Linked DNA regions of Homo sapiens: region 2 is linked to region 1. Evidence: chromatin contacts called from ENCODE Hi-C or POLR2A ChIA-PET data. All regions are on one chromosome and are shown on one strand. Each heading gives the region's core, a stretch centred on a gene start or an enhancer-like site at or near the end of the contact. The rest is flanking DNA. Distances are from core to core; before and after follow the strand shown.

Region 1 (6,613 bases), core at 3,073-5,572:
TAATTTTCCACTTGGAATTTGATTACATTGCAGCTATAAATTAATTTGGGGAAAAGTAGAAAAAAAATCCAGATCTGAAACTAACGTAACTGTTATTTAAATGTATCTTGTGCAGTTTTTAGATGATAATTATTATTAGTTCCCTTGGATGTTTTACCTACAGATTAATTCAGAGGGAAGAAAATAAATACTGAGTACTTAAAGGGCAAGTCATTGCTCTGGGAACTTACATACATTTCTCTATTTCATGCTAATAAAGACACAGATTTTATTATAATTATTAATGCATTTTTCAGATAGGGAAGCTTGAAGATCAGAGTGGATAAGTACTTTTGCAAGGTCACAGTGTTGAAGGAGCCTATACCTGTCTGATGTTAAAGCCTATGCTTTTTTTTCTACTACATAGGGGCTGAAACACAGACACAAGCACAGGTAAAATACCATCTTTGTCATCAAATTTCTTGTTGATCTTCATAGTTCTTATCCAATATTGAGAAATGTTGACTATAATATTTTTGTGGTAATTGGTGTGGATTATTTCAGCTCAGGAAAATGTCTTTTAAAAGCTGTGACTAGATAGCTTTTAATAAAATATGTCACAAAAAGTGTCAGACACTATCAGAAGACTTCGGGGTAGTTCCTTAAACCTTTAAATAAAACAAAAATAAAAACAAAACTTCAGTAAGAGGTTAAAAATGGTTACCTTTTATTGAGCGGTCACTATATATGTCAGGCATTATGTTAAGCAACTTAAATGTGTTATTTAAAGTTTCACAGCTGAGCCAGGCACAGTGGCTTACACCTGTAATCCTAGCACTTTGGGAGGCCGAGGCGGGTGGATTGTCTGAGCTCAAGAGTTTGAGACCAGCCTGGGCATTGTGCAACCCCATCTCTACTAAAATACAAAAAAATTAGTGGGATGTGGTGGCGCGCACCTGCAGTCTCAGCTACTTGGGAGGCTGAGGCACAAGAATTGTTTGAACATGGGAGGCAGAGGTTGCAGTAAGCCGAGATTGCGCCACTGCACCTCAGCCTGGGTGACAGAGTGAGACTCTGTCTCCAAAAGTTTCACAGCTGGGCAAGGTGGCTCATGCCTGTAATCCCAACACTTTGGGAGGCTGAAGTGGGAGGATCTCTTGAGTCCAGGAGTTCAAGACCAGCCTGGGTAATATACCAAGATCCCTCTTGACTTAAAAAAAAAAAAATTTTTTTAAGTTTCACAACAGCCCTATGAAAAATGCATGCTTATTTTCCCCATTTTACAGATGTGGAAAATGAAACCTGGGATGGCTAACTGACTTATCCAAAGTTACACAGCTATTAAGTGGTAGAAAAATGGGGACAAAATAGGCTGTTTGACTCCAAAGCCACCCCTCTAAGCCTCCAGGCTACAATGCTATAAAAGTCTACCAAATGAAAATCATGGGAGATAGAGAAAAAAGGACCTTTAATTTTAGTATATATGCTTCCAAAGAGAGCATGAGAAAAGGAACTGCAACAGAAAATTTCGCATGGCCCAAGATCAGTGACCAGGGTCACCATTTATTGCAATTAAGTTAGATGAGTTAACTACATTGTGTGATTTGGGGGTATAAGAGGGGCCAATGTAAAAAGCTCAAAGGTGGCCGGATGCAGAGGCTCACACCTGTAACCCCGGCACTTTGGGAGGCTGAGGCAGGCGGATCATTTGAGGTCAGGAGCTCGAGACCAGACTGACCAGCATGGTGAAACCCCATCTCTACTAAAAACACAAAAAAACTAGCTGGGCGTGGTTGCGCCTGCCTGTAGTCACAGCTAATCGGGAGGCTGAGGCAGGACAATTGCTTGAAACCGGGAGGCAGAAGTTGCAGTGAGCCGAGATCGCGCCACTGCACTCCAGCCTGGGCAACAGAGTGAGACTCCGTCGAAAAAAAAAAAAAAAAAAAGCTCAAAGGTATCTTCAGGTCAGTCACCTCCTACCCCTTTTCTCATTTTATTTTCTTTATAGCATTCACTTATCAATTATTTATTATTGATAAGTGAAATTGTTTTATTACTAATATTTTATTAGTAAAATTATTTTATCTCTAATCATTTGCCTCACCTCACTAGACCATAACTTCAATAAAATCAAGAACCGTGTCTTTCTTACTAAATGCTGTATTTCCAGAGTCCGAAGTTGTGCCTGACATAAATATTTGTTGAATGAATGCATAAATGTCTGCCCTTCCCTGAACTTTAATGGCAAAGACTTAGATTTACAAACTGGTTCAAAAGACTATATTACAAAGGCATGCATTATTAGAAATATTTTATTGTTTAGTTTCTTAGATTGGCTAGGATACACTGAAAAAAGAAGAGGAAGCTGGAGAAAAGGGGGAAAGAGCATATGTACTGGTAATGATAACACCTAAGTTATAGGGGTTGGTGGGGGGGTGGTGAAACCTAAAAAATCCAGAGCCTTCATGAGCGAAGTGCCGAAAATTGATGAGGCTCTCTGGTGTGGGATAAAAACCACCACAAAAGCTAACTTCTCAATTTTGTCTCAGAAATTCTGCTACCATAAAGATTTATGGAAAGAAAGTGAAAGTTATTTAGTTCATTTTAATATGCTAATTACCTTGCATCGTGCACAGCTTTGATTAAAATGCAACATTCCTGAAGTTCTTATTGAAATTAATGTGTCAAATTTATGTTCAAACTGAGCACTGGTCTACCTTGTTTATGTATAGTGGGTTCTTCCTGAAGATCCATTATTGATGCTATTATGCTCCTTGTATCATTACATCATTGTTGAGAAGGGTGTACAGGAATAGGCTATGAGAACAACAAAGGAATTGTATATGAAAAACTAAAATGAATGAATAAACAGAGTCGTCTGCAGTATAGAGTGGGAAGGCAAATAATTTCAATGAGGTTCTGGAGGGCCAAGGAAAACATTGTATCCCCTAAAACGGAAGATAAAGTTGCTAAATGTGTGGATTACAATAGGGGATTCTAGGCAGTTTGAAGTTTCAATAAATGCAAGATTTAGAGAAGAGGTTCTCAAACTTTGTGGTCTTAGGATTCCTTTACACTCCTTTAAAAGTTGAGGACCCCAAAGAACTTTTATGTGCATTACTGATACTGATATTTATATCAGAAATTAAAAGTGAGAAATTTTAAGAGTATTTCATTTAAAAACAATAAAGCAATCAAATATTAACAAAAAATAATTTTTATATGAAAAATAACTACTCCCCCTTGCCCCCAAATCGAGTTTTTGCAAATCTCTTTAACGTCTGGTTTAACCGCAGATGACTGGATTCTCCTATCTGCTTCTATTTTCAGTCTGTTTCCTTATCACATGTCACGTAGCCTCCGGAAAACCCCACTGTACACTTGTGAGAGAATGAGAATGCAAAAGGCAGTCTTGACATTAATATGGAAATAGTTTTGACCTTCCCCATGAAAGGGTCTGGGGACCCTCAGACCATACTCTGAGAACAACTTTTTGAGTTAGTATTAGTCAATTCATCATCACTTGAAAATTAGCTATGAGGTTTTACAAGCCTGAGGATTTAATGTGATTTACTTTTTCAGAAAGATGAAACAACGGACGTACTGAGTGTCCTCATTATAACGCATCCAGAGAATGCACAAATATGCCATTTTCATCCGTCAAAAGAACTGAAGCCGAACTGACGGACTGTACATCAGTTACGAGGATGTGGCGGGGGGTTGGGGGGCAAAGGATGACGAGCACCCCCTAAAGGCGCGGAGACCCGCTGGCATAGGAGAAGCAAAACTGTCAGAAGAGGCCGCCGAAGTGGTCTAGAGGAAAAAACTGTTTTTCTTAGGCGGGGAAGGAAAACGGTTACCGGGGGCCGGCGAGTTGCAGGAATTAGGCCTTGACAGGGAGCGTCCGCCGTCTAGGCTGCGGCGAGCGAGGGACCAGGCGACTGGCGCCAGCCCTGAGCGTTCCCAGCACAACGCCGAAGGGGGCGGGGCGGGCCGGGCGCCGGGCACGCGGGCCAGGCCTTCCCCACAACTGATGGGGTTGAAATTTCCTTTCCGGCTCAGCAGGGAGAAAAGATATGGTGGGGTGCTTAACAGAGGAGGTTAGACACCGGCGGGAACCAGAGGAGCCCAAGCGCGGCGCCTGGGCCTCGGGGCTGCAGGAGTCCTCGGTGGGGGTATGGAGGTCGCCGGGGAAGGAGGACGGTTCAGTTGCTAGGCAACCCGGCCTGGACCCGCCTCTCGCTCGCGTTGCTGGGAGACTACAAGGCCGGGAGGAGGGCGGCGAAAGGGCCCTACGTGCTGACGCTAATTGTATATGAGCGCGAGCGGCGGGCTCTTGGGTCTTTTTTAGCGCCATCTGCTCGCGGCGCCGCCTCCTGCTCCTCCCGCTGCTGCTGCCGCTGCCGCCCTGAGTCACTGCCTGCGCAGCTCCGGCCGCCTGGCTCCCCATACTAGTCGCCGGTAACGGATGGGGGCCTGGAAGGGAAGGGGGAACGTGGTGTTGGCTGGGCGGCCTGCGCAGATGGGAGGGCCGGAGGGATGGAGGGACTGGGAGCCGGGAGTCGGGGCCGCTGGCCGCCCGTGGCCTCCGGGGTCGTCCTGTGAGGTCGGACAGGACCGCGGAGTCCGGACCCCGGAGCCTGAGAGGGGCCCCGGGGCCGACCAGCGCTTTTATCGGGGACGGCTGAGGCGACGTAGGGGTTGGCGCGGCCTGGAGGCCTAAGGTTCTCTGAGCTCCACCGTCTTTTCCGCGTGGACCGGAGCGAGGCCGCGGTGACGCCCGGGTGCCCTGAGACTCGGCTGCGCCGCGAGGACCGGGAGGCCCCCGGCGTACGGGCCGGGCCGAGTGCAGAGCCGGCCGCCTCTTGGACACCCCCCTGCTTTTCCCTCAAAAATAATACCAGGAGGGAGGCCGCTGGGAGATGAAAAGAACGGCGGAGGCTGCGAATTCCGACGGGAGGGAGGGGCTGTGGAGGGACGAGTCCCCGAGGCGGGGAGGGGGCGGGGGAGGCTGCGACGCTCCCGGGCTCTCCGCCCATTGGGGGCGGCCGCGCGGGGAGGGGAAACCCCCGGCGGCTTCGCTCCACACGTGGTAATGGGCTTCATGGCCACTGGCTGGGCCTGGTTGGAGACCCTTGCCCTCGGTCTGTGCTTACTTTGAAAGTTGTAGAGACGGTGGAATGTGAAAAGGAAGGGTAAGCGAGTAAGCCCTGTCCCTGGGTTTCAAACTCTTCCCTGCTTCTCTTTGGTCTTAATCTTTTTATTGGTACCAGAGATTGTGGATGTTAGCTGATGATAAGGAAGGGCCTCCACTGCTAGTATTTTAAAAAGTTAACGCGTATATAGCGCTTATATTAACTGTTATTAGCAAAAGGTTGTTATTGTGTTTCCCAGGTACTGTTAGATGGGTGTCTTGATCAGGGTTTTTTATTTGGGGAGTATTGATCCTGATCGATCTAAACCCCTAAACCAAGCTTGTCCAACCCGCGGCCCAGGACGGCTTTAAATGTGGCCCAACACAAATTCATGAGGTTTTTTTTTTTTTTTTTTTTTTGGAAAAAAAAGCTCATCAGCTAGTTAATGTATTTTACGTGTGGCCCAAGACAGTTCTAGTGTGGCCCAGGGAAGCCAAAAGATCGGACCACCCCTGCAAACGGTTCTTAGATGAAAATAAAATGTTTGGCCCTTTATGACTTTAATTGTTCTTGGCTGTCTTATAAATTAGTTCCTTTATTGAAGTCACTAGAATAAGATACTTAACGGTTTCCTTTTTAAGATGGGAGGTGGGATGGAATGAGGTGTTAGTATAAACTTTGCCAAGTTTGTAGCCTGCAACCTTGTCAATGAACCCTACTGCCCTAAAGATCTGGGGGATGGCAGTGTAGGGGGGCTGGGACTGAGGTCCCATCTGGGAAGGCTAGACTTTGAGAGTGCAAAAAGGATGAACCAGGCGCAGGATGTCCTCAAGGAGCCCGTATTTTAGACGGTCACTGATCAGTTTTGAAACAACTACATTTTAAAAATCTCACTGCTACATTTGAAGATATCCCACTGCTGCATTTTAAAATTTACACTGCTTGCCTGGTTTCACAAGAGCTGTAAAATGAAATTTGGCCTTTTGAAAATAGGTGGATTCAAAACATCTTTGGAAACGAGTATCTGGGTCCTCTTTTTTTGGTCAGCTTAAATTAATACTCCTATACTTTGGAAGTAATATACATTACCTTTGATTGAATAAGGGAAAAACCTTTTATGTATAGGGTACCATTTAAAAATCGAAGGGAAGTAAATGACTTTTACAGTTATTTTCAAGGCACTCTTGTGTTTCAAGCTTGTTTGAAGTTGCCCAAGTTTAAATAAATGGCCTAAATCTATAGTTTAGTTCTAAGAATACTGTCCTTTGGAGAATGTATGGAACTAAACCCTGGTAGGTGGACTTGGACATCTTCTGTCATAAAACCTGACTTTCATAGATTCTCCAAGTCAACATTATGTTAGTAAATAGAAATTTAAAAGTTTTCACTATACCAATTTGAATATCTTTCTAAATTTTATCTGCTACAAAGTGCCTATTTTTATATTAGGCCCATTGATTTGCAGAATTATAAAGCTAATACTGAATATGGTAAATTAC
Region 2 (6,613 bases), core at 1,038-3,537, 4.4 Mb after region 1:
AATCCCAGCTACTTGGGAGGCTGAGGCAGGAGAAACCAGAAGGCAGAGGTTGCAGTGAGCTGAGATCGTGCCACTGTACTCCAGCCTGGGCAAAAAGAGCGAAACTCCGTCTCAGAAAAATAAAGGGGAAATGAAAGACAAAGAGGGCCCAAGCATTCAACAAAAGATGAGAAATATCCTATTTCTGGAAATGAAAACTATTACCACAGGTCTAATACACAAAAACGTACACAGATTCATTTGCATTAGGTGACTGGCCCCAGAGGGATATTTCAGTTTACAAATCCTGATTTATTCCATTTAGTTCAAGTCATAGTAAATACTGTCACTAACAAGAATCTTTTCTTACACCCCTCCCCTAAAACTCTGATGCCCCACTGTGAATCATTATGAACGAACTGCACTGAGAGCTTCTGTAGCCTGGAGAACCCTTTCCAACTATTCACATGTCTCTTTGCAAAAAGCCTACAGTCTGAAATGGCAATCCCTTACGATACAAGCATTCTCATTCTCCTTTTCATTTTTCCTTTGTTGCAAACTGACCAGTATTTTGTTTTCATAGGAGAAGGAAGTTTGTGTAAATGGAGGCTTATGCTCTAAAGCACCTTTAAAACTTTAAAGATCTGAGTCCAGAGTACCTTATATTTAAGCAATGTAGCTTTAGGCTTTAAAAGGAGTCTATTCTTTTGAAGCAACCAAATGGCAGATAAGTCCTTCAGCTCTCCAAATGTAAATAGTATACCGTTTTTAATTCTTATTATTTTTACAGAACATGTGAAACTGATAAACTACATTACTACTTTTTTTTTTTTGAGACGGATTCTCGCTCTGTGGCCCAGGCTGGAGTGCAGTGGCTCAATCTTGGTTCACTGCAACCTCCGCCTCCAGGGTTCAAGTGATTCTCCTGCCTCCATCTCCCAAGTAGCTGGGATTACAGCTTTTTTCTAGTTTTAGTAGAGCTGGGGTTTCACCGTGTTGGCCAGGCTGGTCTTGAACTCCCGACCTCAGGTTATTTGCCCGCCTCGGCCTCCCAAAGTGCTGGGATAACAGGCGTGAGCCACCGCGCCTGGCCCATTACTAATATTCTTATTCAAAATTAAAAGCATCACTGTAATTGCTTTACAAAGCTATATTCGCCTCACTTATCTTTTACCAAGACAGATGGAATAGTTACATAAAATATAAAGACATTTTGAAATAGGTGTAACTAGTCCAGAAGTGGTGGCCTGTATTGCCAGCACTTTGGGAGACACAGGTGGGAGGATCACTTGAGCCTAGGGGTTTGAGACCAGCCTAGCAACACAGAGGGACCCCTATCTTATACAAAATAAAAATTAAAAAAAAAAAGAAATAGGTATAACTCGAATTATCACAACAAGCATTTATTAAAGGCATTGTTTATACTATCATGTTAGTAAGTTAAATCAGGCTATGGAAGTTAAGTAAACACAACCATTCATAACCATTCAGAGGATATGAGTTTTGGATTTCACAATGGTATGGTTTTAATTTCCTCTGACTAGATTACAGAGAAACAACTTAGAACACTCAGACTTACCATAATAGGTGCTTGCAGTCATTGATATAATCCAGAAAGCTAACGAAATGCAAATGATCAGGCTCAGTATAACTATATTAGTTATCATCTTTATATATCTTTTGCATATATTGTCGTTAAGATCTGTCATGGAAAATAAGGATATGAGCTCCTGCGGGAAAGAATATTTAGCGTTTCGGAGAGAAAGTCATTTACGATGTGAGCAAGACACTTGTTCAGAGGCAAACATAAATCCCAACATATTCCACCGACCAAACAAGCATAAAAATCACAAAAATTCAAACTCCTTCCGGAAACTCCTACTGGCGGAGAGCTCCAATTCATATGGGCGTGGTCAACGCCTCACCGCAAAAGCAGAGCGCAACCCGGCGGACGGTGAGGGCCGGTCGCCGGCTGCCGGCCGCTTCAGCGCCTCACGCCGGAGCCCACGGGGAAAAGAGAAAGCCGAGGCAGCCAATCCGCGGTCCCGGCGCTGGCGAGTTCCACCCACCTCCCGTCGCAACCTTCTCACCCGCGGGCCGGGTAGGCCAGCGGCTGCAAAGGGGCAGCTAGGGCACCCGAACTTGGGCAAGTCTGGGAAGCACGCCCGACGCGGCTGAACGCAGTCACGTCCCGACAGCTGCGCAAGCCGCCCTAGGGTCAGGTCCAGCCGGCCAAGGCCGAGACCCCAGGAGCAAAGCCCGCGCCTCCCGGCGCCCCCGCCTCTAGCGCCTCGCCCGCTGTGGGCATGCGCCGCAGCCGCTTAGGGGGATGTCGCCTAGCTCACGTGGGCAGGCACTGCTGGCATCCTGGCCGGCTGCGTTTGCACTGCTTCTCCAAAACCACATTATAGGTACTAAACAACATTGTTTAGTACCTATAATGTGCTAGACTCCTGGCTGCTAGCGAGGTAAAGTTAAACATAGTTTCTATTACTGAGCTCTCGTAATTATTGTCATAACACCACTTAGATTGTGGAAATATCTGTCCTCACACCCCTTATATTAAAGGTGTGTGCATTTAGAAAGCAAAACGTCTTGTTAGCATTAAAAATCTGAATCGTGGCTGATTTCTTTTCTTTTCTTTTTTTTTTTTTCGAGACAGTGTCTCTCTCTGCCGCCCAGGCTGGAGTGCAGTGGCACGATCTCTGCTCACTGCAACCACCGCCTCCCAGGTTCTAAGCGATTCTCCTGCTCCAGCCTCCGGAGTAGCTGGGATTACAGGCGCCACAACCACGCCCGGCTAATTTTTATATTTTTAGTAGAGACGGGGTTTTGCCATGTTGGCCCGGCTGGTCTCGAACTCTTGACCTCAGGGGATCCACCCACCTCGGCCTCCCAAAGTGCTGGGTTTAATGGCGTGAGCTACAGCGCCCGGCCTGATTTCATGTTTTATGTGAAATTAACTTGTTTGCCTGGGTTAACAGTAATTAACTGATAATTACATAATATTTATCAATTTTTTCAGTTAATTGCTGACAGTGTAAGAAGAGGAGCCAAATCCATTTCAGACACAGTATGCAATTGTGTTTTAAGCCCCAAGAGTAGTTACTTTAAAAAAGCTCACATTATTTTAAATTTCAAAATACATGCCAAGACAGCTTGTCATTTTCTTTGGTAAGACATCTAATTAAGTAGTTAACTAAGAATCAAATCTGTGAAGTAGGACTAAATAGTAGTGGGCTTCCTGTACTAGATAATATACATATATGGTCTTTATGCTGAAATGTATTATGTGCCTACTTTATTTTTGTCTTAGTCTGTTCTGCATAGGTAAATGTTTGGATTATTTCACCAAGCTGACTGGCCAGTATCAATGTTACCAGACTACTGGGTAAAATTATTAATAATGAAAGCTAATGTTTTGTGGTTTGCACAGTCGCATTGTTTTTGTCTCTGCTTAGACAAAATTATAAACTGGTCTTTTTTTTTTTTTTCTTTTTTTTGCCTTGCTTCACCACAGTCACAGAGTGACCCTCTCTGATTAGTTGGTGTTCGATAGGAAAATCATAGCCTAGTTGTGAATGTCAAGCTATCTCCCAACACTGTGGTGTAGCTGTGTCAGGTCAGTCCCTGGATGTCAGGGATGATTTTCTCATGACTATTAGATCTGGCTAAAAAATGCATATTAAATAGTAGTGTCAGTGAACTGACCCTTTAGATGAATATTTTCCCTTCTATTTTTTTCAGTGACCAATTATAGATGTTTTTCTCCATAAAAGTTATTCTAGCTTAAGACCAAAATAATTTAGAGGAGTTAATATAATTAAAATACAGTAGTTCTTATATGCAATAGGCAGTTTCAGTTACCAAGGGTTAAACATGATCTTGAGGCAGGAGAATAGGGTCTCCTATTGAGGCAGGGAACCTAAGGCCGATTCATGCTGACTTCCTAGAGCTAAATCAAAAGGAAAACCCCAACTTCCCATACCTAAGTAACAAAAGGACCCAAAGCTACGCCCTTTGCAAACCCCTCTTTTTTTCTGCGTGGCAGATAGAAAATTGAAAGTATCTCTGCTTGGTAGCTTTCTGCAACCAATCAGACGTTTGCGTAGGAGTGTAACTTTGTAACTTTGCTTCAGCCTCTAATTGGTTGTTTTTCACAACCAATCAGACTGATTGTGGGCTAGTACTTCATTTACATTTACATAAGGTGTACACCAAGTAACCAATGGGAAACCTCTAGAGGGTATTTAAACCCTAGAAAATTCTGTAAGGAGGCCCTTGAGCCCCTATGCTCAGATGGTTCCCACCCTGTGGCGCGTACTTTTGTTTTCAGTAAATCTCTGCTTTTGTTGCTTCATTCTTTCCTTGCTTTGCTTGTGTGTTTTTCCAGTTCTTTGTTCAAAACACCAAGAACCTGGACACCTTCCACCGGTAACAATCCGAAAATATTAAAAAGAAAATTCCAGAAATATTCATAAGTTTTAAATTGCATGCCAAAGTAGCATGATGAAATCTCATGCCATCCAGCTCCATCCCACCTGGGACGTGAATCCTCCGTTTATCTAGCATATCCATCCATGCAATAGACATTACTCTCTTGTTAGTCACTTAGGAGCCATTGCAGTTATCAGATGGACTGTTGCAGTATCACAGTGCCCTTATTTTAGTTCTATTACAATATATTGTTATAATTGTTCTATTTTATTATTAGGTATTCCTCCTAATCTCTTACGGTGCCTAATTTATACATTAAGCTTTATCATAGGTATATAGGAATTGGAAAAAAATAGTATATATAGGGTTTGGTATTTTCCAGGGTTTCAAACATCCACTGAGGGTGTTGGAATGTATCTCCAAGGATAAAGGGAGTGGGAGGGGCTCTTGTATACTTTTAAAAAATCACGATTTTACTGTTACAATTTTTATAGACTATCAATCTTAAAAATTTCAACAAAGTCTTTGTTTTTCTATTTACTTTGGAAGCCATTTTCTGGCAATGGAAAATTTCTGGTTAGGCATTTCCTAAACTATATTTTTTAACTTAATAGTAGTTATTCTTTGTTATTAGTAGGCATCCCTACCACTCAAAAGATACCTGTGATCAAATTTAAGGTTGAGAAATGTTGTCTCTACATGGGATAGTTAGAGTGTATTATTAATGACTCTAAGAAGTTAAGAAACAAACACATTTGTTTAAATGGTTCCAACAGTTAATTGTCTTCATCAGATTTATTTCCTGTAGAAAACATGCAGTTTGAGACTTACTATAGCAATCATAGAATAAACTGAAAGTTCATTGTTGCGCTGATCTTTAAATTTCACAATATAAATACCCATTTATGGTTAAGTGCTCTTTGATATAAAGTTTGGATTTTTCTATGATAGACATTTATATTCAATACCAATCACAAAAATTATCCTAATGTCAAAAAGCACTTACTGTGTGATAGGAAATTATCAGATTTTATTTACAATCCCTTTGAATCTAATTCAAAGGGATTGGTTTAGATTTTCTGAAATGTGCGAATATTTGAGTGATTTGAGTGCCAACACACATACACCACATGTGTATGTGTGGTGAAGGAGCATAGCAGATGAAAATGGACATGTAGACAATTACATTATAAAAAGATGATGACTTTATCCAAGTCATATATAAACAGGACTCAAGGAGAAAAGCACTTATGTCACTCTGGTATGTTTAGGGATGGTGTCACACAAGAGAGGGGAGCATCCAAGGTAAGAATTGAAAGATGACAAAGAGTTTGCTCAGTGACTAAGCTAAACAAGGGCAATTTGTAAAGGTTTGTTTGGTGGTTAAAAAGAACATGAAAATAGGAAGTTCAAGAGAATGGAGAAGAGTTAGAAATAACACATTTTGGAGTGTTTGCTAAATAATTTATTAAACTGAAAATTCATCTGAGAAATAGACACCTCTTTTAAAAAATTTTTAATATAAAAATAGAGGTGAGGTCTCACTGTGTTGTCCAGACTGGTCCCAAACTCCTGGCTATAAGTGATCCTCTTGCCTTGGCCTTCCAAAGTGTTGGGATTACAGGTGTGAGCCACTGCATCCAACCAGTATATGCCTTCTTGACATTAAACCCGAATATTTTGTTTTTTAAATGTTTGTAGTATAGATTTTAAAAGACTAGGGAGCAATTTGAAGATGGATTTGTTGTATTAGGTTGAGCTCATTCTAAAAGGGCCTTAGGGAGAGGGTGGGGAGCAATTGAGGGCAGGAATAAAGAAATGGAATACTGTTTTCCAGTAACCTTGAGGACGGACACCATGTCTGTCTGGCACATCCTAGTTTGATCAGTGTCTCTTAATGAGTGTTAAGATAGTATTTTTTGGGCTGGGTACGGTGGCTCACGCCTATAATCCCAGCACTTTGGGAGGCCAAGACGGGCGGATCACCTGAGGTTGGGAGTTCCAGACCAGCCTGATCAACATGGAGAAACCATGTCTCTACTAAAAATACAAAATTAGCTGGGCATGGTGGCACATGCCTGTGATCCCAGCTACTCAGGAGGCTGAGGCAGGAGAATCACTTGAACCCGGGAGGTAGAGGTTGTGGTGAGCCGAGATTGCGCCATTGCACTCCAGCCTGGGCAACCAGAGCGAAAAT

What was found. A loop is a pair of places that touch in the nucleus more often than their neighbours do. ChIA-PET counts read pairs that join two places held with the same protein, here RNA polymerase II (POLR2A). Pooled maps may share reads with other maps.
Region 2: a map of naive thymus-derived CD4-positive, alpha-beta T cell shows a loop between it and region 1 (21-fold over the local background). The contact joins the promoter of TMEM19 here to the promoter of NAP1L1 in region 1. A Hi-C loop is called at or near these places in 2 of 168 maps with a recorded cell type or tissue (both naive thymus-derived CD4-positive, alpha-beta T cell), 1 of 37 single-sample maps with no recorded cell type and 7 of 50 pooled maps. POLR2A ChIA-PET finds 5 or more read pairs at or near these places in 1 of 52 experiments (naive thymus-derived CD4-positive, alpha-beta T cell).

Annotation. Positions count from the first base shown.
Region 1 is chr12:76,082,394-76,089,006 of GRCh38, reverse strand. NAP1L1 (nucleosome assembly protein 1 like 1) reads left to right here and starts at 4,322. Exons shown (of 15, transcript NM_004537.7): 1 at 4,322-4,440. LOC124902970 (a long non-coding RNA gene) reads right to left here and starts at 3,922. Exons shown (of 2, transcript XR_007063379.1): 1 at 3,840-3,922; 2 at 2,274-2,796. RefSeq lists silencers at 3,888-4,047, 4,488-4,567, 4,708-4,757, 4,828-4,887, 4,938-5,007 and an enhancer at 4,051-4,592.
Region 2 is chr12:71,681,756-71,688,368 of GRCh38, reverse strand. It overlaps TMEM19 (transmembrane protein 19), which reads right to left and starts at 2,287. Exons shown (of 6, transcript NM_018279.4): 1 at 1,559-2,287. The coding sequence starts at 1,688. LOC124902965 (a long non-coding RNA gene) reads left to right here and starts at 2,305. Exons shown (of 2, transcript XR_007063367.1): 1 at 2,305-2,447. RefSeq lists an enhancer at 322-391 and silencers at 1,740-1,955, 1,946-2,015.